2 separate regions of the Homo sapiens genome follow, and region 2 is linked to region 1. Evidence: chromatin loops called from intact Hi-C (ENCODE). Cell type or tissue: tibial artery. All regions are shown on one strand.

Region 1 (8,000 bases):
TGGCATACTCAGTTGGGTGGTCTGTGTACGTGTGTGTTAATACCTTAATTCCAACATATACTGATTTGCTGATATTCTAAGTAACTATTCTCGTTTATTTACTGTGGGTACTTGGAAACAGACACAGTCAATGCCTTCACAGAATTTAGCATCCAAGGAATCTAGGAAGAGATACAGGGGGAAAAAAGCCAAGCAATTAAAATAAAGTGCAATAAGTACTTAAATGCACAGGGAGAAACACCTAACCTGTTTTGGAACTATCAGAGACTTCCTTTTAAAGGTAGAGAACAAGAGAAAAGGAGAAGAGATGCCTAAGGTTTTCCAAAGGCCTGAAGATAAGAAAGAGTGTAACTTATATTCTAGAAGCTGAAACAGGTTTTGTTTGACTAGAACAGATTGTACAAATGACAAAAAGAGGGAATGTATGTAGAGAAATAAGGAATGGTGCAATAGTACATATTCTCATCCCTCTTTATATTCAAGGTGTTTAATGATCAACAACGATTTTTGGATCATCAAACACATGAGTGATAAATTAAGCTTTTATCCTACTTTTCTACTTCGTTGTAAATGAAAATTGTGACAGCAAGTTTTTCTAAAAGATCCCAAGGGGAGACAAAATCATTTGATATATTGAGGCTGTAAGGTACACCACCAAGAAAAAAAAAAGATCTGTGGGAGGAGAAAGGAACTTTCAAATAAAAGAATTATTACCCTTGCTCTATGTAGGTACAGTAGAGTAGGACTGACAAAAACCAGACTTGTAGCCGTAGTGAAAAAAAATCTTCAATTACTACTAGAAGTATTATAATGATTATTACTATAACTAATAGACATATTTTTTATTTTATTATAGTAAAGATTATAGGCCAGGCATGGTGGCTCACATCTGTAATCCTAGCACTTTGGGAGGCTAAGGTGGGAGGATCACGACGTCAGGAGTTCCAGAGCAGCCTGGCCAACATAGTGAAACCTGTCTCTACTAAAAATACAAAATTAGCCAGGCATGGTGCTGGGCACCTGTAATCCATCTACTTGGGAGGCTGAGGCAAGGAGAATCGCTTAAATCTGGGAGGTGAAGGTTGCAGTGAGCCAAGATCATGCCACTGCACTCCAGCCCAGGTGACAGTGCGAGACTCCATCTCAAAAAAAAAAAAAAGATTATATATGTATGTGTGTAAGTGCCATGATGCACACTTACTATATGATGCACAGTGTTGTGAATGCTATTCATGTGTTTAATAATTTAATCCACAAAACAATACTATAAATGAAATACTATTATTATCTCTATTTTGCCCGTGAGAAAACTGAAGAATAGACAGGTCAAGTAATTTTGCCCCAAGCAACACAATAAGTAATTGATGGGGCTAATATTTCATTCTAGAAATCTGACTGTGGAATGCACACTAATAAAAAAATTATTTCAGGCAGAGTTTGCCAGAGATTAAATCAGCTTCTGAACAAAGAGGGAGTTATTTGCACCTAACATTTTCAGGTGGAAGCGAGGTTGAACACTTGATGAAGGGCATGCAGGTACTGGATGAGTATTTGAGAAAGATAACCCCTAGGACTCTCTCTGATCCTGACATGTTTCCGTTCTATATAAGCTACTCCAAGAGCAAATCAACTTTGCCAGATTAGATGTTCAAAAATAATGTTGGACTGAACCATAGTCATGCTCTTTCATTTTTAGTAAATATGTACTTGGATCTGCTTGCACAGAACGGTCTTCATTTCTTGTTTTTACCCCTAGAGTCTAATAGAGACCCTGTTCATTGTGTAAGTGCTCAAAACATGCTTGTCATTATTCTTACCTCTGCAACCACCAGCAAATCCACTCTTACTAGACAATGTAGTAAATTGAAAGGAACATTAGAATTGGAGCCCAAAATCTTTGGTTGTAGCCTGAACACATCAGGTGCTAGGAATGTGACCAGGCCCAAGTAACACAAATTTCTTCATCTTCGCTTTTTCTGTTTGTAAAATGTAGGTAACAATGATGTCTATCGAACCAAGGTAATATTCTAGGGCCTAGAATCTCACTCTTAGAAATCCTTACAACTGTAAAGAAAGTTCAGTTGAGTTTTAAACATTATCCCTTAACTCCAAATATTGCTAGCAATTGCAAGTATCCAATATTACCTTTTTGAAGACTTAAAAGTGTTTCATCATCCTTTGTTAGTTTCAGTTAAGCTATTTTTTGTTTGTTCCTTTAGAAGCTTAAAGGGAATAGAACAAACATGGGGAAAAAATAACTGTACCCATCTTTCCAAAATAAATACTAGGTTTTGATCTACAAAATAAAAACACAAAAAACTTTTTCCTTCACCATCTTTTTTTTTTAGTGGAAGTTAAACATAATGTATTTTACAATTAAAAGTGTTTTCCACTGTTTTTGCTGAGAGGAACCAGAGCTACTGGCGAATGACAACACCACTAAAGCTTTGAGCCTCAACAAGATAAATCCTGGTTCACCACTTGCTGTCAAGCCCAAGTAAGGAGATAAAGGTGACAATAAACAGGCACCAGGAAAATGTGTATTGCTTCCAGGGAAAGGTTGTACTTGTTAATATTTCCTCAGGGCTTTGTTCAGTTTGCTGTCTTTTTCTAAATCATCCTTGGAAACGTGGATTCAAAACAGATCTTCCAAAAATGGGTGTAGTGGAGTTGGAAACAAATTTTGTAATTCTGAGTTCTCTTCATCTGTTCTGTTGACTGAAAAAGGGAAGTAGAAAAGATATACCCATTAGTCCTGCAGAAAATCTTTCTGAATCATTTCAGGCTGCCATAACAAAATACCATAGACTATCTGGCTTAAACAACAGTTTATTTGCTCACAGTTCTGGAGGCTAGAGGTAGCAGATCAGAGCACCAGCTCCATTGAACCCCAGTGAGGGCTTTCATCCTGTCTTATAGATGGCCCCTTTCTCTCTCTGTCTTCACTTGGTGAGGAGAGAGTAAGAGAGTAAGCTCTCTGGTGTCTCTTTTTATAATGGCACTAATCCCATCATGGGTTCCCACCCTTATGACCTCAACTAAACCTAAGTACTACCCAAAGGCCCTATCTCCAAATACCATCACAATAGGAATTAGGGCTTCAGCATATGAATTTAGGAGGGACACAATTGAGTACACAGCAGCATCATTGCTGAATGAGAAGGCACAGCTATGGTTTCACTTTCTTGGTATATAACAAAGAGATACATATAAGGCTTTCTAGCTTCTGTATTCTATTCTGTATTGTACATCAAGGCTTGGTGACTCCCTGGGTTTTGAGAGTCCTATTAGAAAAAAAATGAAGATGCCTTTATTTAATAATAACAGTCAAATCTGAGAGGTGGAAGTTTGAGTGCCCTGGATTGAAAAGCCTATATCTGATTTCTGGAAAGGGGATTTATTTTTCTTTCCAGGGAATGTTTTATTTGAGTTTGCTTCTCTAATATTCATGGACAGTCTAGAAATTAGCCAAAGTTCATTTCTTTAAAAAGTAGCACAATATTTTAGAATCAATATGGATTTCAGAGTTATAAAGAACTTGCTTTGAATTGCACTTTTGTTGCTTCCTAGATTTATGCCTTTTAAACAAAGTTCTTAACCTCTCAACACATCGTATCATCTATGAATTAATGATACCACCTAAGAGTGTCAATGTGTGGATTTAATGACATTAGAAAAACAAAAGACTAAGTAGAGTCCCTGGAATGTAGTAGATGATTAACAATTTAATTTCTCTTCTCCACTATCTTCCTGCAAAGATGCCCTTCTAGAATGAGGCTTTTCTAGTTAATGAAGAAGTTTCACTTTTGTCACCCAGGCTGGAGAGCAATGGCGTGATCTTGGCTCACTGCAACCTCTGCCTCCCCCCGGGTTCAAGTGATTCTCCTGCCTCAGCCTCCCAAATAGCTGGGATTACAGGCGCTTGCCACCATGCCTGACTAATTTTTGTATTTTTAGTAGAGATGGGGTTTCACCATGTTGACCAGGCTGGTCCCAAACTCCAGACCTCAAGTGATCCACCAGCCTCGGCCTCCCAAAGTGTTAGGATTATAGGCGTGAGCCACCATGCCCAGCCCCAAGATTTTTTATAGGAATAGTTTGTGAGAATTGTTATTTTAATTGATCTCCAGGTTGATGTTCTTTCCACAAATATTGTTGAGACAATTAGGTATATTTTTAGCCAGAAGTAACAGATATTCAAACTAACAAAGGCTTAAACAAATAGGGTTTTACATTTCTAATGAAACAAGAAATCTGGATATAAACAGTCTGAGGCTAGTGGAGGGACTCCTTATAAACACCCAAACTCTGTTTACCTTTCTACTCTACTCTTCACAATATATTGGCTAATTGTCTTATATTCACAAATTAGCTTTCCTAGCAGTAGGCATCGCTTCCATGTTTAAGGCAAGAAAAAGATGGAAAGAGACACTGTCATTTGTGTCTGCTCCTGTTATCAGATACACAGGAGACTTCCAGAAACTCCATAATCAGTAGTTGCTTATGTATCACTAACTAAACTGTCATGTGGCCCTCTCTAGCTGCAGGAGATGTTGATAAAGCAGTAGTGAGATTTTTCAGCCTCCAAAGTGTGAGCCGGCGAGGGATAAGTGATTCAGAATGCCTGTAACTATAGCCAATGGATAGTGTTATATATATTTGGAAAACACTACTTATTCAATTCAGTTCAATGAACACTAACTGTGGATCTACTAAGTGTCAGACATTGTACTAGCTGTTGAGGCAACTGAGAAAAAAACCAAAACAAAATATAGTCCCTCTTCTCCAAGAACTTAGTCACATGAGAAAGAGAGAGAAATAACAACATAGTTAAACTCTACTGAAAGAAATATTCGCAGGGCAACAATTCTGAACTCTAGATGAACCACTTTCAAAGGTCATTTTGGTGTAACCAAGGTCATTCTGCACTGTTCATTGGCATCATGCTGCTAGTTCCTTCCAAGAGTGAGCAGGATGATGACAATCTACCTTTATCATGATGATCATGGAACATCGTCTGTATAAGCAAGGATTCAGTTCTGTTTCCAAGTTGGGATTTGTTTGTTTAATTGTATTTCATGTCTTGGGAAATGTTTAAATCAGGTCGAAGAATTGTAGTAAGTCAAATATCTAGAACAAAAAAAGTCTCATATGGTTTTTAATAAACACACTGAGCTCCTTTGTGTCTCAGATAGTTAACAGAAAAAAGTTACTCTAACAGGTCATAGTTGGACACATTGCCATAGTTTGGATCCTATATGTTCTCTTTGCCATAAGGCAAACTTTGTAAAAGGCTAGATAGTTTGGCTTTCCAAGACATATGGTCTCTGTGACAGTTACTCAACTCTGTCATTGCAATGCAAGCACACCACAGACAATATGAAGACAAATGATTATGGCCATGTTCTAATAAAACTTTATTTACAAAAATAGGTGGCAATCAAAATTTGGCTCATGAATCGTAGTTTACTGATCTCTGCCATAATGGTATGAAAAATCTTGACACTCTTTTGATTACATAATAGTAGATGTAGTCATGAACTATAGTAATGTATTTAAGGATGTTTAAGCCAGCTGAATATCATTTGCCATCACTCTGTAAGTTAAATTTGTTCTTTATCCCCAGCTCTCTAAGGAGGATGTATGTGATAATGCACATGCCAAGAAAACTTCTCTTTAAAAGAGCCCTGACGTGCATACTTGTGTTCTCTCCAATTATTTTAACAGGAAAAATATAGATATAGCCTACATATTTTATGCCCAAAGCATTAATAAGATACTTTCTTTAACTTTTTGGGGTTCCAGTTGCCTCTTGTGTGTTGTATCATATGTAACACATAGGAGATGATACATTCTCGTTTTCAGTACTGTCACAGAAATAGCAACGTTGAAAACTCTAGAAACTTAGTGTGGCTCAAAGACAAGAGAAGAATATATGCAGGGCCCTAAATAGCAGGAGTCATCAAACCTGAGGGTGAAGGTCAAAATGAGAGGAAAAGGGTTAATGATGAAACAAGGTCAAGCAAAAGGGACGTTTATGCAATGCAGGTGGCCAAAGTTATACCTGTCCTAGCAGGTCCCACCTGAAGGGCTGCAGAGCTACTGCCTAAGAAGGCATGGTGGCAGGTGATTTTCTGAGGCTAAAAGTGGGAGCTTGGGAGCCAGCCTGTGCTGTGTGGCCATAAAAGAGATGGGTTTTGTGTGTGACCTAAAAAGTGACTTCTGAAGCTAATGTTCTGTGAAGTCTGCAGCTGTGATGGCTATCTTGGGCCATCATCTCAGGATGAAGCCTGGTTCCTCACAGCCAGCCACACTCTGAACAGACATGGTCACCTCCCTGCTTCTGTGAGCTGCCTTTTGGTCCATGAACTCCATCTGTGGCTATTGTCAATGTGCTCCAAGAAGAAAAGAAATCAACCCTAGGGCCTGACTCTGAATTGCCAGCCTGAAGGACTTGCCTTCTTTTATGGGCCATGGAAAATTGCCCTGTTGTCTGAGCTTTTACCCTCTTATTTATCTTAGAGTTAAAGACATAGCCATATTTCTTCTCTCAGGTCACTTGGGACTTCGAGTCTGTTCAGAAAAAGGCTGAAATTGAATACACCACAGAATAATCTACTTGGAAAGTGCCAAGTAATTTTCATAACACTGTGAAGCATATGGCAGATCCTAAGATACCCAAGATAAGATGATAGAATGGAAGCACAAGAGGGTACATGACTTTTATAAGGAACCACAGTGGTAAATCTGGGACTCAAATTTAGGGCTTTTGATGCTAGCAATTGTAGTGGTTTTTATCACACTATTCCATCAGGATGGTTTTCTCAATTCCATGCAATAAAATGTTAAGCTATATTTTAAATAACTGAATAAATAATGTAAAAATGATAAATAGCAACAAACCATATACAATATATTTAAATAATTTTATTTAATATTTTTGATAATCTATTTTTAAGGAGGACTTCCTTTTCCTGTCTCAGATACAGTGTTAGATATATTTGATAAATAATGGCATTTACTCTTCAACATCACAATAGGTATCATTATTGTCATCACTGGAAAAAGAAAGAAACTGACATTTAAAGAGACTAAGTTACCATAGCTGGTAAGAGGGCAAACCATTTTGCCTCATTCAATGGATCTACATCATTGCTCTTTTCCAATATCTGTCTTAGGTAATATTTCTATACATTTTGCAAGATCTTTCAAATTTCAGTATGAAATTTATTTTCAAATCCTTGGTGGACTGTGTTCAATGAATATAATTGCAATCAAACTGAGGAGAAGGGAATCGATTGCAAATATTGAAGCCACAGTTGGGTTCACACTTTAAGGCTGCCCAAGCAGTGAAGAGAAACTTCACTGACAATTAGCAATGATGGACAGCTCCATATTGTGCTGTGAGGAGTCTACAAACATGGAATAATTCAGTCATGAATGTAGCCAGAGTAAGGCCTAGAGAGACAAAGGGCTGTCTATCGTTCCAGCCTGATATCATTGAGAAGTAAGCCTCCTTCTAAACTTAGTTATTTACTTTTATTACATCCTGAGGTCAGGCACCTTGCAGGACAACTGCATCTGATCCATTGCTAACATTAATCTGGGGGAAACAGATAAACAGCTGTTCTGTAGTGGTAATAGGGAAGATAAAGGGTACTGTGTAAACACGCCATCTGCCTGTAACTAAGCCTGTCTCCCGTCACCTAACCTTTGTGTTCTTGTTCTTTCAAAAATGGTTTTCCTAAGAGAAGTCAAATTCCAGATAAGTCTATACAAATTTTATAAAAGTCTTATAGAAATAAAACCTAGGCAAGATAATGAGTGTGGTATTATATTCTGTGGGAATTATATATATCGATAATGAGTTGAAAGGTGTTGAAGCTTATTAAGAGGGGGAATGGACTCTAAGACTCAAGCATGCTTAGATTTGACCCTAAGTCCAGCTATTTACTTCTTCCATGACTGTGGGAAAATTATTCTTTCTTTGTAACTTTTAA
Region 2 (8,000 bases), 540 kb after region 1:
GATTCCCAGTCCAGTGCTTTTATTATAAGCTTGATGCTATGGTCTGAAAGTCAACTTCATAAATATAAAAATAGCTCCAGAATTGAAGTTGATTTACATATGAAGTGCAGAATAAGATGCCTTGTTTTCCTAGGCATCATGCAAAATCTGGAACTCTAAGCAACTTGTCACTGTCTAAGGCCATCAAATCAAAAGGGAACAAGAAAGGTGCTCCTACCTAGTTAGGAGAGAAGAGGGGACTTGGGGACCTGAGGACCTAGGGACTAAGGAGCTGGCAGGTAGGCAACTCTTAAAGATACTGTCATTTCGGAAGATTCTTTCTTTCTGCAAAACCTTCAACTTTCTCCCCCTCCCCCAAAGCCAGTGCCTCAAATTCTACCTCTAGAGCTTCCTTTGTTTGCTCCTGGGCACACCTTTGTCACTGCACTTTAGTATAGCAGTCCCCAACCTTTTTGGCACCAGGGACCAGTTCCATGGAAGACAATTTTCCCACAGACTGGGGGATACAGGGGGAATGGTTTTGGGATGAAACTGTTCTACCTCAGATCATTGGGCATTAGATTCTCATACGCAGTGCACAACCTAGATCCCTTTCAGGAGCAGTTCATAATATAGTTTATGCTTCAGTGAGAATCTGATACAGACGCTGATTTGACAGGAGGTGGAGCTCAGGCAGTAATGCTTGCTCACCTGCTGCTTACCTCCTGCTGTGCAGCCTGGTTCCTAACAGGCCAGTCTGCCACTCAGGGGTTGGAGACCACTGCTTTAGGACAACAAAAGCCAAGGGAGTTCATTTACTGCAGGTGACTTAACGGGAACACTGGTCATCCCACCCACCCCCTCTCCATCCCTGCCTCTCATCTTTACTTGCAACACACTCCTATGCAACTTTTTCCCTGTTGTTTTGTGTCCAAAATCTCCCAAGTGTCAGAGGTGTTTGAACCCGAGCAACTCCATCTTGAATAGGGGCTTGGTAAAATAAGGCTGAGACCTGCTGGGCTGCATTCCCAGGAGGTTTAGGCATTCTTAGTCACAGGATGAGATAGGAGGTCAGCATATGATACAGGTCTTAAAGACCTTGCTGATAAAACAGGTTGCAGTAAAGAAGCTGGCTAAAACCCACCAAAACCAAGATGATGGCAAAAGTAATCTCTGGTCATCCTCACTACTACACTCCCACCAGTTCCATGACAGTTTACAAATACCATGGCAACATCAGGAAGTTAGCCTATATGGTCTAAAAAGGGGAGGAATGAATAATCCATCCCTAGTTTAGCATATAATCAAGAAATAACCATGAAAATGGGCAACCAGCAGCCCTGAGGGCTGCTCTGCGTATGGAGTAGCCATTCTTTATTCGTTTACTTTCTTAATAAATTTGCATTCACTTTACTCTATGGGATTCTCCTTGAACTCTTTCATGCACAAGACCCAAAAACCCTCTCTTGGGGTCTAGATCAGGACTTCTTTCTGATAACATGAGTAATGACTGATGAAGTGTGTGGTTGGTTACCACTGAGTCTTCAGCAGTTTCCATTTATTGAGTAAACCTTTACCAAGCTCCTTCTGCAGTCCCAGCAGCATGCTGAATATCAGGAATTCAATAGACCAGTCCCCGTCCCTCCATAGCCCAGCAGGGTAGTCTGACAGCAAACCACCAATGCCACAACATCTCTGGTCGTGAGGGTTGTCGGGGGTTCAGGCTGTGGCCATGGCAGCCAGCAGAGGGGAGACAAGGAAGGTATACTTTCCTTGGAGATCTGTGGGAAGACAGCCCTGTGGATAGGATGCGGGTGAGAGGGAACAGGAAAGACACTCTACATCCAAGGAAACCACGTGCAGAGGAGTGAGGCGAGGGAGGGAATGCTGGGAGGTCGGGAGTAACAGGAGGTAAATTCGAAGAGCCAGGCAGGGGTCAAGCTGTAGAGTAACCATGAGCCATCACAGGCATCTGAACAGGAGACTGGGATGATCTGGTTTCTGATTTAGAAAAATCACCTGGGACTGGAGGGAGGAGAATAGATGAGTGGAGAGGTGAGTCTAAACAAATCAGAACAGGATCCCCACGTTTGGTTGCCCCAAATTAAAATCTCTCAGCAACCTTTGTCTCACACAATCTCTAAATTCTAGAGAAAGTGGGCCCTTGCTGAGATGGGGGCAGCAATCCTCTGAGAAGAATTATCTGAGGGGCCTCCCTACAGGTCTCTTTACACAGAGTTGTGAGTCCATTTCCTGGACTTTTCTTAAACCCACAAATAAAGTTCCAGGTAGGAGAACCTGAGACATTGCTAACACACCCTGGGGCAGCGGTTCTCCAAGTGTGGCTCCAGATCACTAGGAGCAGCAGCATTGCGTGAGAACTTTAAGGTCTCATCTTCTTGAAAACTAGGACCAGAAACACTAAGGCCCAGCTATAGTGGGTTTTTTGTTGTTGTTGTTTTAGAGGCAGGATCTCACTCTGTTGCCCAGGCTGGAGTGCAGTAGTGTGATCATGGCTCACTCTGGCCTCCAGCTCTTGGGCTCAAGTTATCCTCCTACTTCAGCCTCCCAAGTATCTGGGACCACAGGGGCACCACCATACCCAGCATAGTGACAGGCTCTCACTTTGCAGAGATGGGATCTCACTATATTGCCCAGGCTGGTCTCAAACTCCTGGCCTTGAGTGATCCTCCCACCTCGGCCCCCCAAAGTGCTGAGATTACACGTGTGAGCCAGTTTGCCCGAACCTAGCTAGCTCCACAGCCAAGCGTGGTGGCTCATGCCTGTAATCACAGCACTTTGGGAGGCCAAGGTGGGCAATCACCTGAGGTCGGGAGTTCAAGACCAGCCTGACCAACATGGAGAAACCCCATCTCTACTAAAAATACAAACAATTAGCCAGGTATGGTTGCACATGCCTGTAATCCCAGGTACTCGGGGATTTATTGTAACCACCCAGGTACTTATAGTTTGAGAACCACTACCTTGTGGTAGCACAAACTCGGATGAGCTATATGGAGAACTGATCACCAGGCTCCTAATATTTTATTTTTGTTTTGTTTAAGAAAGAGAAAAGCATCAAGCCTAATCAAAGTCACCAACAAGCAACTTAGATGTTCATGTGAGAGGCTGAGTGCAGTGGCTCACACCTGAAATCCTAGCATTTTGTGAGGCTGAGGTAGGTGGATTGCTTGAGCCCAGGAGTTCAAGACCAGCCTGGGCAACATGGTGAAGCCCCATCTCTACAAAAAATAAAAAATTTAGCCAGGCATGGTGGTGCATGCCTGTAGTCTTAGTTATTTAGGAGGCTAAGGTGGGAGGATTGCTTGAACCCAGGAACAGGTGGGGGTTGCAGCGAGCTGAGATCATGCCATGGCACTCCAGCCTGGGCAACAGAGCTAGACCCTGTCTCAAACAACAAAAAAAGGTTTCATGTGACAGACATGGAATGGTTATAATTATGTTTTATTTGATAATCTAGCAAATGGTTTTTATAAATCTATTTGCACTGTACTTTCTGGGAAGAGGGAGAAAATAAATAAAAAAGACACAAGGTTTCTTCCTCCAATAGGATTCGGCCACCATCACCAGTCATCATCATCATCAATCATCATCATCATTATCATCAATCACCACCGTCTTCAAAAAACATATGTTAATACTAATAATAGTCACTTATAAGAATCCACATCTGAGAATCCACAAGGGCTTTCTGAGAATTAATTTTGTACCCAGCTCTGTACTCACAACTGAATTGCTATCTGGCTGAGTCAGAACTTGAACACAAGAAATAATCAGTTACACAGAGCAGCATATAATCATGGGCCAAATAGTTCTGAGCTTAAGCAGGCCTTGTGGATTCAAGAGTGCTCTTCCAGCTTTATGCAAATTGCCTTCATTTTCACTCCTTGCCCAAGCCCTGGACCAGGGTTTGTCCTGTGGAGATGGGGAGAGGAGTCTTTTGGTGCCCTGACTCTGAGAACTTTGACCTTTAACTGTGGAGCCCTGGGCCCCCATCATATCTCCCAAAGGGAGTGTTTGAGGATATGGCAACTGCTGCATTAACAGATGACTCTAGGAAGGAGAGGAAAAGGCCTATTCTATAAATAAATATACTGTTCCTGGATGAGGCACTGTCCTCCCTACTCCTACCCAGTCACCTTTGTGATCATCAGAGCAGAGCAGCCCCTAGCCAAGGGATTAGTGCAATTATAAGTTCAACAATAGATAACCCATCATAAATACACCTGGAGAGCTTTTGTCATTGACTAGGAGCCAGGAGTCGGGGGATAAAAAGGACAGTGGGGAGAGAGCTGGAACGGTGTAGGGCTAGCTTGAAACATCTACTGTTTGTTTGTTTGTTTGTTTAAAAAAGCCTGACTTTCTTTCTGAACGTGAAAGTCTCTGGAAGGTGTGGAGAAGGGAAGGGACACAGGCAATCCCGAGAAGGACTTGTTTTTAGTGTAGTTAGCTTTATCCTCAGAGCACAGATCTGCCCCAAAATCTTTTTAAAAAAATAAACCCAAGAGCTGGCCCCACCAGACATTTCTGAATCTGTTGTTATATCTCTGTTAAGCAGGAAGAGAGAGCAAGGCTCCTGCATTGATAATGCTGGGAAATAGTTTAATATCTAACCTTTTTGGATACGTGGACCAATAAAGCCAAGTGATAATCTGTTGGAGGTGCCTGTTCTCTGGGTTCTGAGGACCCCAGGGAACTTCAAGTCTTCACTCTCTTTTTGGCCATGAACATTTAGGTGTTGCAGGCAGATAAAAGCAGTGGGGAAATGTGATCGAGGGATGCACTTTGCTTACCAGCATTGCACCTAAATAAAGAAGGCCGCAATGTGCTGGTGACAGTGCCACAGAACTGATAGTCTGCATTTTCACCAGGCAGTGGGGAGGACAGGGTGGGTCGACTTTACTGTCACCAGCAGAGACAACTTCCAGAGCAGCTTGGATGATGAACCTGGTGCACACAGTCGACATTTTAAAATATGGATGACAGGGCTGGGGAGGCACCAACTCACAAAAGCTGACTGTTGGGTACATAATTTTTTGGACCCGGTGTGTCTAATTCCATCTTCAATTATACTTTTGAGCCCTTTCAAGTGAAACTGTAAGTGACTTATCTAAAGGTATACTGCTGCTAAGCTTATGTTAGAAAGAGGTAAAAACCTAAGTTATTTAAGGTGACATGGCTAATGTAAGCAGCTAATCAGAAACAAATTAGCTAATTGGATGTGGTCACAAATATTATTAACATCAGATGCTACTAACATCTTTGTTTTACTTTGTCTAAAAATAAAAATTAAGACACAGAGTCTCACTATTTCACTCAGGCTGGTCTTGAACTCCTGGCCCTGTCCTCCCAACTAGCTGAGATTACAGTTAACTATGATTGCACCACTGCATTCCAGCCTGGGCAACAGAGTGAGACCTTATCTCAAAAAAAAAAAAAAAAAAAAAGATAAAGATAAAACCAAGGTTTAGGTTCTGAGTTCCAGGGTGAATTTGTGTTTACAGTTGGTATTCAGAGCAAGGATTCACCTTCCCTGCTTCTCCCTGGGTCCCCGTGTTGGAGAAGGGCATGGGCTTTGGTGGACAGTAGATCTGACAAATAGTGCCATTTCTCATCACTAGGAAAAAAAAAAAGCCACAGAATTAAATTCCTTATTTGTCTTTGGAGACACAGGTTCTACCTCGGCATAAAAGGTGAAAGAAGATTCTGGCCAAACAAATGGGAATGTAAGAAACCCTTGAGAGATTCAGAGATCGAAAGCTAGCTAAACATAGCTGTAAAGGACTTTTTGTGTGCAATTGGAGCTATGTGAAGATGGCTTCTATATGAGATGATAGTTAATAAATATTCATGTCTTGCTACGATCTAAAAGGCTAAAAACTTGCTAAGTCAGTCCAGCTACAGATGTTTTGCACACGTTTGTTATGTACAGTGAACTACATGGGCCCCTGCTCTGGAAACACCATGGCCTGCGTATTAAATTAGACTAGTGAGCCAAGACATAAATGTGTGGAAAGCTAAAAACAAAACAAAAAATTCAGCTGAAAATTTTGACCAGTAAATAAGGAGATACCCAGACTTAAACTTCACCAAGAAACTGCATTTTGGGCCAGGTGCTGTGGCTCACACCTGTAATCCTCCCAGCTTAAGAGGCTGAGGAGGGAGGATCGCTTGAGGCCAGGAGTTTGAAACCAGCCTGGGTAACATAGTGAGACCCTATCTCTACAAAAAGTAAAATTATTATTTTTTTAAGTTGCCATTTGCTTGATGCTTAAGACCAAATGAAATCACCACAAATAGAATTCATGGAAGGAAGGGCCATCACCGTTTATAGCTTGATTTAAAGTTTTCATGTCTTTCTTCAGAAATTGGTCATGGTTACATCTCATCAGAGCTGCAGCCAGCTGCCCGCTCCTAAGTTGTGCTGCTTATGATGTGGGTGCAGGCAATGACGTCCACTTGACAAAGCTTCTGAATCAGCCATGTCTGGGGAGCAAGAGAACTTGGCACCATTGGTCTTTGGCATGGGCACACATCTGCCTGTGGTGTCCCCATCATGACTTTTTTCAGTAAGGACTCACGCAACAGTAATCAGTGACAGCAGTTCTCAAACCTGGAGAGCAGAAGTGCACAGACTGGTCCCAGATATATTTCCCTGGTCACTTCTTCACTCCTCCAGGCCACTTCTGCCCCACCTTCTGAGCAGAAGCTGCTAAAAAGACAGGATGGACACTCGTTCTGAAGGTGTTTCTCAGCATACGGCAAGCCCTTTGATAGGCAGTAGAGAACTTTGAGCACTTGGCAGGGTCATTTTCTGATTCTTTTTCTTTCTTTCTGTAGCCATTAACATCTGGTAATTTTTGGATTCTCTTTTGCTTCATCCTCATTTGTGGCCTGGACTATGATAAGCAGACACAAGCTAGTAGGACCCATGTACTCCTTCAACATCAAGGAGACCTTCAACATCAAGGTCAAGAGACCTTGAAAAACACCTGCAGCTTTTGCTGCCTGTAAAACAGCATCCAGTGCTTCATAATATAGCCCTAGTTTATCTTCTAATTATATCTTGCCCGTCAATTGACAAACATCAATTGGTGCCTTTTGTGGACACATTCATGATCTCCCTTCCCCAAATATAGGGAACAAGTTTTTTACTTTTTTATTTTCCCCCACCTACACTCCACAGCGCAGAGCACTTACCAGGAAATTATTTAAAGTTCTCAAACAGGGTCTCACTCTGTCGCCCATACTGGAATGTAGTGGCATAATCAGAGCTCACTGCAACCCCAACCTCCTGGGTTCAAGCAATCCTCCCACCTCAGCCCCATGAGTAGCTGGGACTGCAGGCATGCCACCACACCCAGCTAATTTTTAAAATCTTTTGTAGAGATGTGGTCTCGCTATATTGCCCAGGCTTGTCTTGAACTCTTGTCCTCAAACATTTCTCCTACTATAGCCTCGCAAAGTGCTGAGATTACAGGTGTAAGCAACCATGTCCAGCTTTAGCAGGAATTATGATGTGACAAGTTCTGTCTCTGACAGTCCTGCTTCAAGCAGCTAATGAATCCCCTTGTACTATCTGTGATTGGATGAGGACTGTGGAAATGGTGTGGCAACCATAGAATAATGAGAGGTGGCTAACAAGTAAATAGGCTTCAAAATAGCTTGTGCCCATAGATATTTTTACTTGTTCAAACTCCTTCCCAGTTACCTCCTTACCAACGGGGCTCAACATGATGATGTCACTAATGTTGGGAATACTGGCAGCTCAAAGGTAGATTTGCTATAAGTCTCAACTGACATTTTCATTAAAATTCTCACTGAGCTTCAAGCGTCTGATTTCCTGCTCCCTTGGAGAATTATCATGTGTAATCTAAACATGCAAAATGGGGGAAATCCATTCTTTTTACACAATAAACTACTCCGAGCTCCGTGCTCATTGGTAGGGAATACAATATGAGTAAGAAAGGGTCATGTGTGAACAGGGAAAGATGCATGTA

What was found. Hi-C counts contacts between places; a loop is a spot of excess contacts. Peaks named below come from ENCODE experiments on the same cell type or tissue, not always from the same donor. Only the 100,000 strongest peaks of a DNase experiment are listed, where the experiment ranks them.
Region 2: it touches region 1 in a loop (16-fold over the local background); 1 of 110 quality-filtered maps calls a loop at or near these places.

The regions. Positions count from the first base shown.
Region 1 is chr10:37,013,192-37,021,191 of GRCh38, forward strand. No RefSeq gene overlaps it. Among named protein-coding and RNA genes, the nearest start is that of ANKRD30A, 110 kb to the right of the region's middle. In tibial artery, no CTCF peak of the experiment used is centred here; no DNase peak of the experiment used is centred here.
Region 2 is chr10:37,549,297-37,557,296 of GRCh38, forward strand. No RefSeq gene overlaps it. Among named protein-coding and RNA genes, the nearest start is that of LINC00993, 240 kb to the left of the region's middle. In tibial artery, no CTCF peak of the experiment used is centred here; a DNase peak (open chromatin) is centred at 4,830.